2 separate regions of the Homo sapiens genome follow, and region 1 is linked to region 2. A link is an interaction called in ENCODE POLR2A ChIA-PET data of the cell type or tissue named here. Cell type or tissue: MCF 10A. All regions are shown on one strand.

Region 1 (2,500 bases), 140 kb before region 2:
TGCTTAGTGCCAGAGCCCTTTTCTCATTTGCCCCCATTCAAAATGTCACCAAAATACATCAAATAAGTAACACAGATGCGCGCAGTGGCTCACGCCTATAATCTCAGCACTTTGGGAGGCCAAGGTGGGCGGATCACCTCAGGTCAGGAGCTTGAGACCAGCCTGACCGACATGGAGAAATCCCATCTCTACTAAAAATACAAAATTAGCCAGGCATGGTGGCATATGCCTGTAATCCCAACTACTCTGGAGGCTGAGGCAGGAGAACTGCTTGAACCTGGGAGGTGGAGGTTGCGGTGAGCTGAGATCGCACCATTGCACTCCAGCCTGGGCAACAAGAGCGAAACTCCATCTCAAAAAAAAAAAGAAAAAAAAACCCACTATCATTAGATGCCCTATAAAGGTCATATAAATAAGCCACTAATTTACAATATAAGGAAATCTGCCTGAAGTTCAGTCTGATTTAAAAAATAAAATAACATCTCCTAGTTGTTTCTAGTCCTATGAGTATTATCGTGGCAAAAAGTATGCGTGCTCTAAAGCAGGTTAAGCTGAAGCCTGAAGTTAAGAACCTGAATTTCAGTAGGAACATAATTAGTGTGTTTGCACTTCACGATTTTCAAGGGTGGGTCAGACAGCATGGTGATCTGTTTTATAATGACAGGTCATAAATGCTGAACTTGGTAGTTGTAATAATAAGCACATCTTTTCCTTTTCGTTCTAATTAAGGCTTTCATGGAAACCAGACAACACATAATTAATAAGCTATGCCTCATGCTATTTCTTTTTTTCCTGCTTCACCACCATTTTAAACGTACGTTTCAATTCCACACTGAATAAGTGGTCAGTTTTTCCAGAAAGCATTTAACATAGACTAAAGTCTCCTATTTGTTACCTAATGACCTTTCCAGAATAAATTTTTTAATTAAAAAAACTTTTTGTACTTAATTTTTATTTTACTTTTTTCTTTCCTCTATCATTCCCAAAGAATAAATATTTCCTGTGTATTTTACTATACTACTACTTCCTTGACAACAAATAAACATGACAATGCATTTTCATGCCTTCAAGTCAAGTAGACTTTTCAAATGTGAGGCAATATTACATAGTTGACATTTATTCATATCATTCCACATATGTACATCTTAATTCAAAAATCCATGACAAAAACTAATTTATATGCTTCCTTTTACCTCAATATTAACTAAGGTAAAATGAGAATTATACTCTTGTGATGTTACATGAAAAATATTAGACCCAAGTGCCCCAGAGAAATTGGTAGAAGAAATGCCCACAGGCTACAATTTTCTTATACTTACATGGACTGAGTCTCTAGTGCCTGGTGTCAATTTCTTGAGAACCAAACCAACCGAGTAACTGATTGAATAAGTGAATCAACAGATATCTGCGAACCTTTTACATAAAGAACAATGTCCCAGGTACCAGGGACACAGAAGTGAGCAAGGTGGATCTGGGTCCTACTCTCACAGTACATAGTCAGAGGGAAAGAGGCAAATAAGAAGTCACTGCCATAAAGCAGTGGTTCTCAAAGTGCAGTCCAGAGACACCGAGGGGTTCCTGAGACCTTTTCAGGGAAGGTACAAGGTCAAAACTATCTTCTCAATAATACAAAAACATTTGTTTTGTTCATTTTCATCCTCCCACAAGGGTATAGCGGAGTTTTCCCGGGGCTACATGAAGTCTAACATCACAACAGATTGAATGTAGAGGCAGACATGAGAATTCAGGTATATTTTATTAATTCAGACATTTAAAAAATGAAAAGCAATGCAATTCTTTTCGCTTTTTTCTGGTTTGAAAAATAAGATTTTCGTGAAAAATAACTATGCTAACATGTCATCTTAACATGTAAAATTATAATTTATCATTGTAATTTTAAAATAATTTTTTCTTCATTTCTCAGCCTTCATTTCTAATCCAATAAATATTGTAGATATCACCCACATAAACAATAGCTCCCTAGAATCCTAAATAATGTTAAAAGAGTGCAAAAGAGTCCTGAGACCAAAAAGTGTGAGAACTGCCACGAAGGAGAAAAGCTGTTATGTATGATGCTACTCAAACAGAGTGACTGCACCAGGAGAATCTAGGCCAGGAAAGGGAAAAGGAAACGACCAACTAAGCTGAAGAAAACCTGAAGGATGATAAGACCTGGTTTAGCAAACAGTAAGTGGAGCCAGGAGGAATGCACTAAGCTCAGCAAAGGAAAAATCAAGGCTTGGAAGACAGAAATATCATTCTCCCATATACCTGCAAAAAAAAAAAAAAAAACCACAGGAATGAAGGGGAAGGAGCTGTGGGAGAGTGGTGAAGACTAACAGCTACTCAAGGATGAGTTTCATTAAGGACTTGAAACACAAGGCAAGACATTTATAACGCATTGTATAGGCAAAAGGATCTATTAAAAAGGTGACAATGAGCCAGGTGCGGTGGCTCATGCCTGTAATTCCAGCACTTTGGGAGGCCCAGGCGGGCGGAT
Region 2 (2,500 bases):
TGTTGTCCAGGCTGGTCTCAAATTCCTGGGCTCAAGCAATCCCCCTGTGTCAGCCTCCCAAAGTGCTGGAATTATAGGTGTGAGCCACTGTGCCCGGCTCTACAACGGTGTTAACACCAGTGCCTTCAGATCATTTAGAGAACATGGAGGGATGTGTGTGCATGTGCGTGTGTGTGTTGTGTGTGTGTAGTAATGATAGTTGTTATTACTTCCAGTAATAATGATGGGCCTGTAATATGCTGTGTCCCCAGTGGGTCTGCATCCTGCTTGGTACATAGCAGCAGATAGAGAGAGAATATGTTTTTTTTTTTTTTTTGAGACAGAGTTTCGCTCTTGTTGCCCAGGCTGGAGTGCAATGGCGCAACCTTGGTTCACTGCAACCTCTGCCTCCCGTATTCAAGCGATTCTCCTGCCTCAGCCTCCTGAGTAGCTGGGATTACAGGCACCCACCACTAATTTTTTGTATTTTTAGTAGAGATGGGGTTTCTCCATGTTGGCCATACTGGTCTCGAACTCCTGACCTCAGGTGCTCCTTCTGCCTTGGCCTCTCAGAGAGCTGAGATTACAGGCATGATCACTGCACCCAGCCACCAGAGAGAGAATATCTGCAGTCAGTCCAATTAGCAGGAAAAATGCCTCTTATTCCGAAATCGACTATTCCTGGCCTTTCCTTAACCCCAGGAGACCCTGTTTGTAGACAGAGTACAGGCTACACCATCATAAACCACCTTGGTGCAATGATCATACAATGGAGGAAACTGAGGTTCACGCGGGTCTGCTGATTTGCTTGGGCTACACAGCTAAAAGGAGCAGCGCCAGGGTTTCAAATCTAGGTCTCTTGTCTCAAGGGCATGTTGAGTCAGTCTTCACGGACCCTGAGCATCCCTGCACGTTCTTACTGGGTATTCTAGGAATGCAAGGCCGTGGCTGTGCTTTAGCCAAGTCACTTCTTAGGGCTGTATTTGCAGTGTGCAACCTTGTGGGATGAGGTGATGCCTTCCTTTGGACAAAGAGTAGGCTTCTTTCTGCTGCTGTAAAAGCATCAAATGCCCCCAGGCTCTGTATTGCAGGCACATGCAGGCATCTTTCACGGCCCTTTGTGGGCAACTGACTCAGACCAGTGTAATGTTCTGCTATGACTTTTGCTGTAACAAAATCCTTTGTCTCTGACCCAGGAATATTGCGTATTCTGCCAGCATCCGTGAAACAGTTAACAGGCTAGCTTGTTGGCTTACAAGTAGGGTAAAACCTCAAATTTTGCATAATTCTTGACAGATCCTTAACTAATTCCCTCTTGCCTAAGGGTGGACTGCTTTGAGTGGTAGTGAGCTCCCCATCTCTGGCCTGGCTCTAGCAGAAGCAACCAGGCTGTGAATGCTAGAGAGAGACTTTCCTTCCAATTCTGAGATGGCTTAGTTCCCAGGGACCTGAAAATACAACCTGCATGATTCTGTATCCTACAAGCCCTCCCACAAGGACCTGAATGAACTTGGCTCAGCCCTGTTTGGAAGACTACATTCCCCAAGCAGATGTGGACTCTAGCAAAAGACTTTACTCAGCTACAAATGAATCAAGTCAACCTTACCTTGACGTGCTTTGGCGATCAGTCCCCAAGGGGACCACGTAGCCTCCTCCCCGGTACACAGTGAGTTTGCCCCAGATGGGATACCCTTGACGTTGGTCCTGGCTCTGGTACTGCCATTACTGAGGGTGGTGGCATTCCAGCCTTCCCCATAGTCTGCCATGTCTTCAGCATCCAGGGAATATGGTGCACGGCATCCGTTGAGATATGCCTGCGGCTGCTGGGCAAGAGGGCAAGAGCTTTCCTGGACCCTCACTTGACGAATCTGGGCACTGCCAACCAGCTTGGAGTTCCCATCAGTGATAAAGCCTAAAAAGAAAAACAAGGTGGGTAAATCTAGCAATCAAAATAATCTTAACACATTCCAAGCTCCCCGGCCTGAGGCTAATGTGAAATTCAGCGTACCCATTATAGAGACAGCCCAGAGAAGTTTATCACCAACTATAGGCTACATTTATCCAAATAACCTCACCATCTCTCCTGCTGGAATCTACTGTGCTTCCGCACAACTTCTCTTAGGGAATGGAACCTGCCACCCCGTCATCCATCTGGATGTGCCTGTGCCCTTTCTCCTCAATCCTCCATCCCACTGGTCACCACATCCTATCCATCCTACTTTTTTCATGTCTTATGTGCCCATCCCGTTCTCTCCATCACCACTGTCCCTGGTCCCTCCCTGCACCAGCCCTCATCCTGTGTCCTCAGCATCCTAACTTGCCACCTCCTCCACCTCTTTTTTTTTTTTTTGAGACAGAGTTTTGCTCTTGTTGCCCAGGCTAGAGTGCAATGGCGTGATCTTGTCTCACTGCAACCTTTGCCTCCTGATTCAAGCAACTGTCCTGCCTCCGCCTCCCGAGTAGCTGGGATTACAGGCGCATGCCACCATGCCCAGCTAATTTTTTGTATTTTTATTAGAGA

The links. ChIA-PET counts read pairs that join two places held together with the same protein. Peaks named below come from ENCODE experiments on the same cell type or tissue, not always from the same donor. Only the 100,000 strongest peaks of a DNase experiment are listed, where the experiment ranks them.
Region 1: POLR2A ChIA-PET joins it to region 2 with 5 read pairs; 2 of 35 experiments call an interaction of 5 or more read pairs at or near these places.

Annotation. Positions count from the first base shown.
Region 1 is chr16:80,983,627-80,986,126 of GRCh38, forward strand. All of the region lies in intron 2 of CMC2 (C-X9-C motif containing 2), which reads right to left. Among named protein-coding and RNA genes, the nearest start is that of CMC2, 22 kb to the right of the region's middle. In MCF 10A, no CTCF peak of the experiment used is centred here; no DNase peak of the experiment used is centred here.
Region 2 is chr16:81,126,176-81,128,675 of GRCh38, forward strand. It overlaps the pseudogene PKD1L2. Among named protein-coding and RNA genes, the nearest start is that of GCSH, 31 kb to the left of the region's middle. In MCF 10A, no CTCF peak of the experiment used is centred here; a DNase peak (open chromatin) is centred at 1,106.